2 separate regions of the Homo sapiens genome follow, and region 2 is linked to region 1. The links are chromatin loops, found by intact Hi-C in ENCODE. Cell type or tissue: CD4-positive, alpha-beta T cell. All regions are shown on one strand. Links, peaks and the distances in the headings refer to the core of each region. The heading gives the core; the rest is flanking DNA.

Evidence for each region. Hi-C counts contacts between places; a loop is a spot of excess contacts. Peaks named below come from ENCODE experiments on the same cell type or tissue, not always from the same donor. Only the 100,000 strongest peaks of a DNase experiment are listed, where the experiment ranks them.
Region 2: a loop joins it to region 1, with 1.8 times the contacts of the local background. A loop is called at or near these places in 6 of 110 quality-filtered maps.

The regions. Positions count from the first base shown.
Region 1 is chr16:88,623,665-88,630,489 of GRCh38, reverse strand. It overlaps ZC3H18 (zinc finger CCCH-type containing 18), which reads right to left. Exons shown (of 18, transcript NM_144604.4): 11 at 6,428-6,532; 12 at 5,745-5,888; 13 at 5,223-5,288; 14 at 2,708-2,868; 15 at 2,371-2,570; 16 at 1,636-1,732; 17 at 1-5. Among named protein-coding and RNA genes, the nearest start is that of IL17C, 11 kb to the left of the region's middle. RefSeq lists enhancers at 1,465-2,179, 2,180-2,896. In CD4-positive, alpha-beta T cell, for the core only: CTCF peaks have their summits at 1,464 and 1,669; a DNase peak (open chromatin) is centred at 1,619.
Region 2 is chr16:88,586,411-88,593,235 of GRCh38, reverse strand. ZC3H18 (zinc finger CCCH-type containing 18) reads right to left here. Exons shown (of 18, transcript NM_144604.4): 3 at 6,552-6,636. Among named protein-coding and RNA genes, the nearest start is that of ZC3H18, 19 kb to the right of the region's middle. RefSeq lists enhancers at 1,276-1,525, 3,421-3,715. In CD4-positive, alpha-beta T cell, for the core only: no CTCF peak of the experiment used is centred there; a DNase peak (open chromatin) is centred at 3,584; H3K27ac peaks cover 450 bases.

The DNA of each region.
Region 1 (6,825 bases), core at 243-2,742:
AGAACCTGGGTGATAGGTACAGAGTGAGACCACCCTCCTGATGTACAGGGAATGGCTGTGTGGGTGGCCTCACCGATGCCAGGGACTCACTTCTAAAGCCTGAGGCTGCTTAGTTCACCACCTTCATTTTTATAAAGAAATAAAAAGGGGAGAGCCAAGTAGGAGAAGAGAGATGTGGGCACCAAGGCATCTGGAAATGAGGCTGAGGCCAAACCTGGGCCCCAGGTTCCAGCAAGCAGCCAATATCTCACGCAGAGAGACAAAACTCCTTCCTAGCTTTGAAGAAATTTATCACATGGGTCTTCAAATACGGAACAACAAGAAAGACATGGCAGTAAAGAAATACAAGCAAAGCCGAGAGACTAGGAGTGTTTCACTCTGGCAATGTTAGGAGGGAGGCGCGGCAACCGAGGGGGGGGCCACTGCCCAGCGCAGGCCCAAGGCTGGTGCGAGAACAAAGGTCCGCAGGACCCCAGAGGCCCTGGTTCCAACCCCAGGCAAGGGCAGCAAGGCTGTTCCAGACCAGCCACACAGGGCACAGGCCCTGGGCTTAGGGACAAAGGTGAGCAGCTTCCTCTTCCTGTGTCCGACAAACCCAGAGAACTGCTTGGGAAGGGGTCTGGAAGCCCCCTGCCTGTTCTCTGTGTCTGGGAGTGTCTGTGCGGGTGGCCAGGCCCCCTTGTCCTCTATCTGGTTTGAGCTCCACCCATCAAAGCCAGCCAGGACAATCTCCCTGTCTTTCCATCTGGGCCCCAGCTCTTGGGGTGTGGTCAGCATGGCTGGGGGTCCCCGAGGCCCTTTCAGGTCTGTGTGGTTCAACAGTAATATAGACACTATCTGCCTCGTCACTCAGTCCGCAGGAGCCTGGGAGGATCTCCAGAAGGCACGAGGCATGTGGGTCCAGCCGTCTTCCGTCAGCCAGACTGAAGAGATTTGCAAAAATGGAAAAACCAATGCCATTCCTGCTCATTTGTTTTGGAAAATATATTTTGCAAAAATGGCACATGTGTAAAAAAAAATACAGTTGCTCTTGTTGCCCAAGCTGCAGTGCAATGGTGCAATCTCAGCTCACTGCAACCTCTGCCTCCCAGGTTCAAGCGATTCTCCTGCCTCAGCCTCCCAAGTAGCTGGGATTACAGACGCACGCCACTACGCCCAACTAATTTTTTGTATTTTTAGTAGAAACAGGGTTTCACCATGTTAGCCAGGCTGGTCTCAAACTCCTGACCTCAGATGATCTGCCCACCTTGGCCTCCCAAAGTGCTGGGATTACAGGCATGAGCTACCGCGCCCGGCCTAATTTTTGTATTTTTAGTAGAGACAGGGTTTTACCAGGTTGGCCAGGCCGGTCTGGAACTCCTGACCTCAAGTGATCTGCCGGCCTCAGCCTCCCAAAGTGCTGGGATTATAGGCGTGAGCCACCACGCCCGGTCCTGTTATTTTTAAACAAATATTTAAAACCTTTTCTTCGTTTTAGTTTTCAACACCCTAAATACCGACAGGCATCATCTGCAAGTCAGATGTTCTCTGGACCCTCCTCCTACTTGTTAAGAGCAATGGGGTCTCAGACCCAGCTGCTCCGCATCCCCAGGCTCCCGTCCCTCTGCCCTGCCCCCTAGGGGCTGGGAGGCTCACCTCGGTCTGGGGATGTGTTGGGCCGCTTGGCTGGAGGAGGGCTCTGCCTGTCCTTGTCTGATGGTTCATAGCGCTTCCTGCTTCCTTTATCAGCCGCCTGGGACAAGAGAGAGGCCAGTGAGGACAGCAGGGCCAGGAGCCAGAAGCCGTGTCCTCGCCCCAGAGGACATGGGTTCCTTGCCAGCAACCTGCTCTGCTCCCAAAGGTCCCACCACACACCCATGAGACCCCGTAGCCCTGAGTGAGGCCTCCAGGACCCGGACCAAGGGCACCCCCACTGTGCACTTGGGGCCCTTCACGTTCCAGGGGAAGCACCCTGCAGGCCTTCCTGCTCCCCACGGGGGCCACTCTAGGAGGACCTGGGACCCATGAAGCCAGGCCTCTTGCCCTTCCAGCAGAGGACAGGGATGTGTCCTGCTGAGGACAGAGGACAGGGACGGAGGCTTCCTGTATTGTGTTGAGACTGCATGGCAGGGAATGGCGGCCACAGGCACGAAGAGAACGCCCTCTCTGTTCAGAGAGAGGCCAGCAGCACCCAAACCTCCCCAGATGCTCACACTTCCCAGCCCAGGCCGGAAAGATGGAGTCTCGCTTTGTTACCCAGGCTGTGCTGACACCTGCAAGGCCCCACTCGCCCTCACTCAGGCTCCGTCCCCCAGGAGGAAGCTGTCTCAGGAAGCAGATGGACCCAGGCCTAGACGCTGGGGCAGCCACCAGGAGGGCCCTTGCCCTCACCTTATTCAACAGTGTCAACTTGATCTCCTTGTGGGCCACAAATGTGCCCTGCTGGGGCTGCCCGGGGGGTGCCTGCTGGGGTGTCGAGGGCTGCTGGGAGGACTTCCCCCCTGCTGGAGGTTTTGCAGATTTGGGTGGTTGTGTGGACGAATCCCTTTTCCGCTTTTCCTCTTTAACACCGTCTTCTTTCTTAGATTTTCCTACCAATGATAAATCCGCAGTCATGGGGGTACTGGTGATTTTCCCATGGCCACACCAACAGCCAGGCAAAGTCTGTGCTGATGCCGCCCTCCTCCCCCGGGAGCTGCTCCCCAAAGGTACCAGGGCTCCTGAGTACCTTTCTCCTTCCTGGTCTGGGCTGGGGCCGGGGACCGAGAGCTGGCTGAGGACACGGGGCTAGCCAGGTCTGCGTACATGTCCTCCGAGTCCACGCTGTGTGCAGAGCTGCTGCTCGACGTAGCACTGGACACTGAGGAGACGCTGCTCACGCTCAGGGACCTGGACACACAAGCACATCTCACCACACCCCAGCCAGACTGGAGGGAGGGGCCAGCAGGGGGTGCTCCATGGTCCACTTTTACGCAGTGTCCATTTATGGATCATGTACCCACGGAATGTGTGATTTTGGGGGGACACTGGGCAGTTTCAGGGTTACAAAGTAAGGGACGTCCCCATGGCTAGGCCAGGGCCCCATTTCACTAATCAATGTCAGGTTGCAGCCAGGCACGGCTGCTCACGCCTGTAATCCCAGCACTCTGGGAGACTGAGATGGGCAGATCTCGTCACGAGCAATGGGGTCTGAGACCCAGCTGAACTGATGTCAGGAGTTCGGGACCAGCTTGGCCAACATGGTAAAACCCCATCTCTACTAAAAATACAAAAATTAGCCGGGCGTGGTCGCAGGCGCCTGTAATCCCAGCTACTGGGGAGGCTGAGGCAAAAAAATCGCTTGAACCCGGGAGGTGGAGGTTGCAGTGAGCCGAGACCATGCCATCGCACTCCAGCCTGGGCGACAAGAGTGAAACTCCGTCTCAAAACAAACAAAAAACAAAACGAATGTCAGGTTGCTTTTTGGGAAGGGAAACAGGACTGAGCTGACTCAACAGCGGCAAGGATGGAATTTAAGCAGAGTCCCTGGCTTAGACAAAAGGGAGATAGCCTCAGCCCACAGGGAAATTAAAAACACAAGGAGCAATTCCGCAGTCTCAGGGAATGCCTGAGGAACACACGGCAGACAGACTGGAAACAGCAGGTCTGTAGCTTCACTGGCGTGCACTCAACACGGACACAAAGCACACAGGACTGGCACCTGAGTCTGCCCTGCCCATATGCTGCTCGAGAAAACACCAACCACGTCTTCCAGGTACATTGGGTACCGGAGCAAGGAACGGGGGAATGTAAGAGAACCATTTTTTTTTTTCAAAAGTCAGGTCTTTAAAACATTTCAGACTTATTAAGAAACATTTAGGCCAGGCGCGGTGGCTCATGCCTATAATCCCACGAGTTTGGGAGACCACGGTGGGAGGATCACTTGAGCCCAGGAGTTTGAGACCAGCCTGGGCAACACAGCAAGACCATGTCTCTCCAGAAACAAAACAAACAAAAGAAACAAAGAACTGTGACAAATATATAAACGACCTGCTGCCTGGAAATGAAAGAGTTCTATGCAAGGAATCTAAGGACTGATTTAATACTTTCTTTTAAAACAACTAAATAGCAAAAATCCTTTTTTTTTGTTTTGAGACAGGATCTCTGTTGTCCAGGCTGGAATGCAATGTCGTGATCACAGCTCATTCAACCTTGACCTCCCAAGTAGCTGGGATCATAGGCACACACCACTATACCCAGCTAATTAAAAAAAATTTCTGGGCTGGGTGCAGTGGCTCACACCTGTAATCCCAGCACTTTGGGAAGCCGAGGCGGATGGATCACCTGAGGTCAGGAGTTCAAGATCAGAAACGTGGTAAAACCCAGTCTCTACTAAAAATACAAAATTAGGCTGCGTGCGGCGGCTCACGCATGTAATCCCAGCACTTTGGGAGGCCAAGGTGGGTGGAATGCCTGAGCTCAGGAGTTTGAGACCAACCTGGGCAACATGGTGAAACCCCATCTCTACTAAAATACAGAAAATTAGCTGGGCGTGGCAGTGTGCGCCTGTAGTCTCAGCTACTCAGGGGGCTGAGGTTGAATCCGGGAGGCGGAGGTAGCGAGATCGCGCCATTGCACTCCAGCCTGGGCAACAAGAATGAAACTGTCTCAAAAAAAAAAAAAAAAAAAAAAATCTTTTTCTGTGGAGATGGGGTCTATGTTGCTCAGGCTGGTCAAGTCCTGGGCTCAAGCAATCCTCCTGCCTTGGCCTCCCACGGTGCTGGGATCACAGGTGTGAGCCGCCGCACCTGGCCCACAAAGCTTTTCCATGTATTCTCTTCTCAGATGTTTTTATCGGCTTCCCCACCCCCTCAGGCCGGTTCCCTCGACAGGTGTGATAGGTCACGCAGGCCCAGCCTCTGCCCTGCTGGGCTGGAAGCTGCCGGCTCCTCCCCAGGTGCAGGTGCTCTCTCAGGGTGCTGGGCATCAAGTCAGCAGGGCAGAGGCACCTCCTCCTGACCTGAGTGCCCCCGAGTTTGTGAATCTTTTTTTGGTGGGGGGAGGGGGTCTTCCTATCACGAGTCCTGGCCCATTTTCTCCTGTGTCAAAGCTTCAACCGCAGCCTTCCACAGCCCCAGGGTGACTCAGATCCAGAAGGGCCCCAGCCCACCTGTGGGAGACAGCCCAACCCACACTGGCTGCTTCTGGGACTTCCTGGCCCCGACGGGGAGGGAGAAACAGAGGCACAGGGTGATGGGGATGACCTGGATCGGGAGCTGGAACCACTATAGCTGCTACCACTGCCACTGCCGCTGCCGCTTAGCGTCCGCCTGTAATACAAGCAACAGCGGGGCTCAGGGGGCGTGGCCTCCACAGCCCCTCGCGGCCTCCCCTCCCCACCAGCAGCCCTGTGAGGTGAGCCTCCAGACTGGCCTTGCTACCACCTTGGAACAGGGCCTGGGCCTGTCTTCCTTTAGGCTCAGTGTTTTGTCAAGATAAAAAGTACAGTCTCTCGGGGGCAGCACCTTCCAGTGCAGACGGGGCCATGGCGGGAAGGCCTGTGCTCCGTGCCACGCTGTCCCTTCCCCTTCACGCTCCAGAAACACAGGCTCAGGGAGGGGACAGGGCAGGTTCCCGGGTAAGGGCTCACTGGGTGCTGCTCGGCTAGGGGGCGCTTCCCACCACCTGGCTCTGGACCCTGGCACTCTGGATTTCCAGCAGTGCCAGCATCACAGTGGCACCAAGAACACGGAAAGCCTGAGGGCCCCGGACGCCGGAGTGCTCACCTCCTGGGGGGGGTCCTGGCTGGCCGCTCCTTCCTCCTGGCTTCCCGAGGGTCTCCTGGCTTGGTGGGCTCGGGGACAGGAGCAGTGGTTTTGGTGGCCTGTGGTGGGGCTGGAGGCGGGGCCGGCTTCTTCACTGACTTCTCTCTGTGAGACAGGGAGGCTCGAGCAGGGCAGGGCTGGTGGACGGGGCCCCGCTGGCCTACATCCCCTTTCAATGGACCCACAGCTCGGGGAACGACACTGCATGCCTGTGACGCTCGGTGAGCACGCTCGTGCCTGGACACGGCTCCCCACCCATCGGTGTCAGAGTGCTTGGGAACGGCTTCAAAGCCCCCAGCAGCCCTTCCAGGCTCCCCTCTAACAGGCAAGAGCTACAGGCACCGCCAGGCAGTGGGGAGAGCAGGCTAATAGGAAGACCCCTTAAGAACACCCGGCTGCTGCCGTGTCCCCAGGGCTGTGCTCTGTCCCCAGGGTTCCCGAGGGAGTGCTGCTGTGTAAGGGTGGCCCGTGAGAACAGGAGCTGTGCCCAGTGCCTCCCAGCCCAGTCACCCCCTGGGGCCAGCCCCCTGAGGCATCCTCACCTCTTTGGTCCCAAACACAAATGAGAGATAGAGACGGAGGGAGGAGGCTGCAGCCTGTGGAGGCCTGGCCGGCCAGGACTTGCCCACAGGCTGGGCACTCACCCTGCTTTCCCGGGCGGCGGGGCCGGCTCTCCCTTGGTTCTGATGGAAGGTCTATGTGGGGAAGGTGTTGGGGACGGGGACGGGGACGAAGAGAAGGACCGGGACCTAGGGGAGTGAACAAAGGTGTCGGAAGGGGCCTGGGGGTGTTTCTTCACCAGCCCAAGCCCACTGAGGACCCACCCAGACCCATGGAGAAGGCCACGAATTTCCATTTATGTGCCTCAGTTTTAACTTCAGTTCTGGACTGTTCTGTCATCTGCTAAAAACACAGGCCCAGAGTAGACCAGAGAGCGTGGAAGGTGTCAGCATCCACTGGCGGGTCCTCCGGGAGGCGAGTGTCACGTTCATGTGTGTGCAGGACAGGAGGAGACAGGCTCCTTGGCAGTGGGGCAGCAGCA
Region 2 (6,825 bases), core at 2,586-5,085, 40 kb after region 1:
TCCTTCTGACGCATTGGCAGGAGGTCAAGGGGGGCCCAATGCTAAGTGGCAGGGCCTCCGTGTCATCATGCGAGCATATTTCATCCCACGTCATCAGATGGCTGAGTGGCTGAGTGCAGTAAAGTGAGCTCTTTTGAGAGATCACATTCACATTTTTATTACAATTGCTCTATTTTATGATTGGCTATTGTTGTTAATCTCTTACTGTGCGTAACTTATAAATTAAACTTTATCATAGGGATATGCTTATATAATCATGGAACTGTACACTTAAAATGGGTCAATTTCATGGCACATAAATATTACTTTAATAAAGTTTTTTAAAAAGAACTTACGAATAATAAAAATAAATAATACATCTGTACACAAGTGTAAGATTTAATTAAATTACAGTTCTTACTACTACAGCACAGACATGAAGTAAAGTGGCATTCGAAATGCCAGTGCATGGTGAATGCCTGGCTCAGCCTTACTGTTATTATAAATATAGTTTCGATTTGGGAGGCCAAGGCGGTCGGATCATTTGAGGTCAGGAGTTCGAGACCAGCCTGACCAACTGAAACACAAAATTTAGCCACTACTAAAATACAAAAATTAGCCAGGCATGGTGGCATGCGCCTGTAATCTCAGCTACTCGGGAGGCTGAGGCAGGAGAATCGTTTGAACCCGGGAGGTGGAGGTTGCAAGTGAGCTGAGATCACGCCATTGCACTCCAGCCTGGGCAACAGAGGGAGACTGTATCTCACAAAAGTAAAATAAAATGAAAGAAAAAGAAAAATAAATAAATATAGTTTTGACCTCAGGGTCCCCTGAAAGGGTCTCAAGGACTCCCAGGGGTTCACAGATGACACTCAGACCTGCTGCTTTAAACACAGTTTTGCAAGGATTCAAAACTGAGCAAAAGACATTTCTCCAAGAAGATACACAAATGACCTATTAAGCACATGAAAAAAGACACCCCACCACCCATCTTCAGGAAAGGCAGATCAAAACCCAGTAAGATATTACCTCCTACCCACTGAAATGGCTACTATCAAAAAAAAACAGAGAACAGAGTAATGGTGAGGACGTGGAGAAACTGGAAGCCCCCACACCACTGGTGGGAAAGTAAAATGGCACAGCCACTGTGGAAGACAGCTTGGCGGCTCCTCAAAACATGAAACATACAACCACCAGGTCATCAGCAACTCCACTGCCAGCGGCTCCGCAAAAGATGAAACACACAACCACCAGGTCATCAGCAACTCCGCTGCCAGCGGTTCCTCAAAAGATGAAACATACAACCACCAGGTCATCAGAAACTCCGCTGCCAGCGGTTCCTCAAAAGATGAAACACACAACCACCAGGTCATCAGCAACTCCACTGCCAGCGGTTCCTCAAAAGATGAAACACACAACCACCACGTCATCAGAAACTCCGCTGCCAGCAGTTCCACAAAAGATGAAACACACAACCACCAGGTCATCAGCAACTCCACTGCCAGGCACATGCGAAAGAGCTGAAAGCAGGGTCTGAAGAGATTTTTACGCCCACGTTCACAGCAGCTCTATTCACAATTGCCTAGAGGTGGAAACCACCCAAGTGTCCACCCACAGATGAGGGAAACACCCAATGCAGCTGCTCCACACTAACAAATATTGGTCAATCTTTTTTTTTTTTTTTGGAGACGGAGTCTCGTTCTGTTGCCCAGGCTGGAGTGCAGTGGTGTGATCTTGGCTCACTGCAACCTCCACCTACTGGGTTCAAGCGATTCTCCTGCTTTGGCCTCCCAAATAGCTGGAATTAGAGGTGTGCTCTACCACCCCCAGCTAATTTTGTATTTTTAGTAGAGACAGGGTTTCACCATGTTGAGCAGTCTGGTCTCGAACTCCTAACCTTGAGTGATCCACCCACCTCGGCCTCCCAAAGTGCTATGATTACAGGCATCAGCCACCGCACCTATTATTCAGTCTTAAAAAGACAGAAGGCCAGGTGCAGTGACTCACGCCTGTAATCCCAGCACTTTGGGAGGCCGAGGAGGGCAGATCACGAGGTCAGGAGATCGGGACCATCCTGGCTAACACAGTGAAACTCCGTCTCTACCAAAAACTACAAAAATTACCTGGGCGTGGTGGCGGGCGCCTGTAGTTCCAACTACTCAGGAGGCTGAGGCAGGAGAATGGCGTGAACCCAGGAGGCAGAGCTTGCAGTGAGCCGAGATGGTGCCACTGCACTCCAGCCTGGGTGACAGAGCAAGACTCCATCTCAAAAAAAAAAAAAAAAAGTATTCCACCACAATTTTAAAAAATTAGGGGGAGCACAGCCAAGGAGATCAGACCCAAAAAATGGACTGGGATGCTTGTTCACTGAGGGATAAATCAGAAGCCCAAAGTAGGGGCCGGGTGTGGTGGCTCACACCTGTAATCCCAGCACTCTGGGAGGCTGAGGTGAGCGGATCACCTGAGGTCAGGGGTTCGAGACCAGCCTGGCCAACATGATGAAACCCCATGTCTGCTAAAAATACAAAAATGAGTTGGGGGTGGTGGCAGATGCCTGTAATCGCAGCTACTCGGGAGTCTGAGACAGAAGAATAGCTTGAACCCAGGTGGAGGTTCCAACGAGCCGAGATCTCACCATTGCACTCCAGCCCGGGTGACAGAGCGAGACACTGTCTCAAAAAAAAAAAAAAAAGAAATAAAGAAACCCAAAGTGGGACACAGTTTAAAGAAGATGCTACTTACTCCTCTGTGGACAGAACTTTGTGTCCTGATGATCCAACACAGGCCCACGAGAGATAAAAACATCCCATGAAGAAGTACAGCTCCAGTTGTAGTGTATGTGCTGTGGAGCCGGGCAGGCGTACACAAAGCACTGATCTCTAAAATGTGAGCAAGGTGTGTTCCCAGTGCATTTTGCTGTCATTTGGTCACAAATCTCAATGTGTCCACTAAGCGATTAAATGATTAATCTCTATATCACAACGTGTCGGAGATAAAGCTAAGAGAGGCCTGAGCAGTGGCTCATGCCTGTCATCCCCATACTCTGGGAGGCTGAGGTGGAAGGATTGCTTGAGCCTAGTATTTGAGACCAGCCTGAGCAATATAGTGAGATCCCATCTCTACAAGTAATTTAAAAAAGAAAGATGAGCTCTTGCAATGTTGCCCAGGCTGGTCTCTAACTCCTGGGCTCAAGTGATCCTCCCCATTCAGCTTCCCAAAGTGCTAGGATTCCAGGTATGAGCTACCATGCCCAGCCACCGACTTTTTTCTAAGAAAAGAATTTTCTAATTGTGACACAATTCACATAACATAAAATACTCCCATTTAATGTGTACAATTCACTGGTTTGCAGTATATTCACAAAGTTGTGTAAGCATCACCACTAGCTAGTTCTAGAACATTCCATCACCCCAAAGAGGAAATCCTGTACTCACTAGCTATCACTCTCCACCCCCAGTCCAGGCAACGAGGAATCAATCTACTTTCCGTCTCTGTGGATCTGTGGCCTTCTGTGCTCCCTTCTGTCACTCAGCACGTCTTTAAGGCTCGTCCACATTGTGGCATGAGTCACAATCTACTTTCTGTCTCTGTGGATCTGTGGCCTTCCGTGCTCCCTTCTGTCACTCAGCACGTCTTCAAGGCTCGTCCACGTTGCGGCGTGAGTCACAATCTGCTTTCTGTCTCTGTGGACCTGTGGCCTTCTGTGCTCCCTTCTGTCACTCAGCACGTCTTCAAAGTTTGTCCACATTGTGGCATGAGCCAGTGCTTCATTCCCTTTATGGCCAAGTAGCATTCCACTGCATGGACAGGCCACACTTGTTTATCCATTCCTCACTTTTTGGGTACCTGGGTTGTTTCTCTTTGGTTACTGGAAATTATGCTGCTGTGAACATTAATGCACAAGCTTTCACATAAATGCACACGTCCGTTTCTCTTGGCTGCATACCTGCAGTGGAACTGCTGGGTCATACAGTGGGTACCCGGGAGCTTCTGAGGAACTGTTTCCTAAAGCAGCTGCACCGTTTTACCCTCTCACGAGCAGTGAATGAGGGCTCCAACATCTCCATATCCTTGCCAACACAACAAACTTCATTTTGTTTTTAAAATAACTTGTTGTTATTGGAGAGATCATAAACTGAAGAATTTCAATTTCATATAAACTGCAGGTAGGCAGAAACATTTAAGTCCAAATTTCTCATAACAAAGCAGCAGCAGAAGACATGATCTAGAAAACGGTAAGAATCAGCCACTTCCTCTGTACCGTATCACCTCACTCTACAGAATAAAAACACTTCTGAAATGAGTTATTGATAACACCTGATTAAGCCGCAAAAATGCTGCCTTATCTAGCTTCTGACTTTTTTTTTTTCAAGAGACTGAGTCTCACTGTCGCCCAGGCTGGAGTACAGTGGCACGATCATGGCACAACTGCAGCCTCAACTTCCCAGGCTCAAGTGATCTGCCCCTGTCAGCCCCCACCCCCCACGTAGCTGGGACTACACATGCGTGCCACCAAACCCTGCTAAGTTTTCATTTTTTGTAGAGACAAGGTCTCACTATGTTGCCCAGGCTGGTCTCAAACTCCTTTCTTGACTGTAGAAACCCTTCCACATGGTCTCACTTGCTGAAACCCAAACTCAGTACTTAGTCTAACTTTGGGGGCACCACCTTCCAATTCTGACCAACCCACGTGATGTGCAAGGAGACAGGATCCTGTCTGTGTTCATCCAGGCATCTCCCAATGAAGGGAATGAAGAGTTCCAGTAACCATCTCTCTGTCTGTTTTGTGCTTCTGTTGTTAAATTCTGGAATTAGCTCAGCAGTGAGCCCTGGGCTCCTGGTCCAGAGTCTCCCTGCCCTGGTGGATGCTGCAGCCTCCTGCAGTTGGAACCATCAGGCCAACGCCGACTGGCCGGTCAAGCTTCCCAGTCACACTGCCACCCAGAGACCAGAGCACTGCACTGTGATGGGTGCTGATTCAAAATGACTGCAAATGTGTACACGTACATGTGTACAGATTGTTCTCCATCACTTTCATACAGAAATTTGAGACACTGATGTTGTTAATTCCCACACTATTATGGAAAAGAGGTCTTCTGCTTAAATTCCAATTTCTTTAAATACTGACACTGTGAATACCAAAGCTTTTCCAAAACGTACCGCACATTTCTCTGCATTCTTAGGTGTGTCTGTGACAATCTACGGCTCTAAGTCTGCTGCCCTCACAGGCTCTCCCCAGTAGGGGCCCCTCACATGCACGTGTGACTTGGGCACGTCAACTGTTTTTGCTTGGCAAAACCAAGCAAGCACACACCCACAGGAGCGAGCCTAACCCGGGGTTCCCATGAGCCCCACATCATCAGGTCATCTCTTGCACAGGGGCGTTCCCGGCTGCTCTAAGAGCACAGCCTGCCTCTGAATGATGGGACTCCGCCACACCCCAAGGGTGTGTCCTGCCTGTCCCCGATGCTCGACTGGCTCACGTGCCTCTAAGGAGGAGGTTCCGAACAGCTCTCTGCCCCTCAAAGACCCCCTTTCCTTCTGGCTTCACAGCTGTGTTCTGGATCCAGGAGAAGGAAGTCTGGCCTCTGGAGTAGGGGGACTTTAAGGTACTGAAGAGAGTGAATATAGCGTATTTTGTACCTTTAACCTGGCCTCTGAATGGTATGGAATTGGATATTGGTGGAAGAAGAGTGGATAATGGTGTCACAACATCTGGAAAAGAAGTACAGGAAGCTCTTGTGAGCTTTAGATGGCACACACAGGCTGGCAGTGACAGTCATCTATGGGCTTACAGCAAAATTAAGAGAAAAGAGAAAAACACCTTCCTACCTTTCCAAGGGGAACGCTGAATTACAAGAAATATGCCAAAACTACTGCTGCACATCAAAGATACCCTTACAAGTTGGAAATTCTCATTTCCATTTCCGAATCCCCCAAGACATTAAGCAGCGAAACAAAAAGCCCTAACATCATCAGGCTAGAGTTCTGCCACATTTTAAAATGGGTCAGCCCAGACTTTTCTGACACTTTCTTACACTGTCCCCTGCTGCAGCTCCTGAACTCACACCATTCCTTCTACAGGAGAGAGCCCTGCTGCCTTCAGCGGCCATCTCTGGCCATTTCGAAATCCATTCCACACGAACAAACGCTTCGGACACATCTTGCAGGAAAAGCGGCCATCTCTACAGAGGTGGGGAAAATGCTAATTCTGGTGTCTAGAACATTCGGCCTTATGAAAAGGACCACTTTGAAAAATGACTGATGCCATCTGCATTATAGTTATGGGTCTGCTGCGATCGGAAGGGCCTGGGACCACCAGTGTGAGAATGAGAATGACCAGGCTGCTCCCACCAAGGCAGTCATTAAAGTGATAAAAGCACCAATAAAAGGGCCTATTGTTTACCATCAATATTGCCACCACCACCACCACCACCACCACCACCACCTAGCCAGTAATGCCCAGAGAACTGCCTTGAGCAGAGCAGGGCCTGGCAAGGTGAGCCAGCACCACAGCCCCAGAAGGTGGGGCCCCAGCTGGCTGCGAGAAGGCCTCACACGCAGACAATTACCTTTCATGAAGAACCGGCAGGTGGGACGAGGCCTCACCTTCCTGTCACTGGGGTCCTTCACTTCACCTTCTTCCAGGTCATCATCCTGAAACAGAGAACACCGTCTTAGCGTGGGGGAGGCATCTATCAATCAGCACTGCTTTCTCCAAACCAGAAGGGGCAGGAAGCTGCGTGTGGAACCTGGATATTGTCACAGGAATTGAATTCACGTCAATTTTCCAAATCTTAGGTCCCAGATCTACATAGCAGGGATGATCAGAGCGTGCCCGGCAGC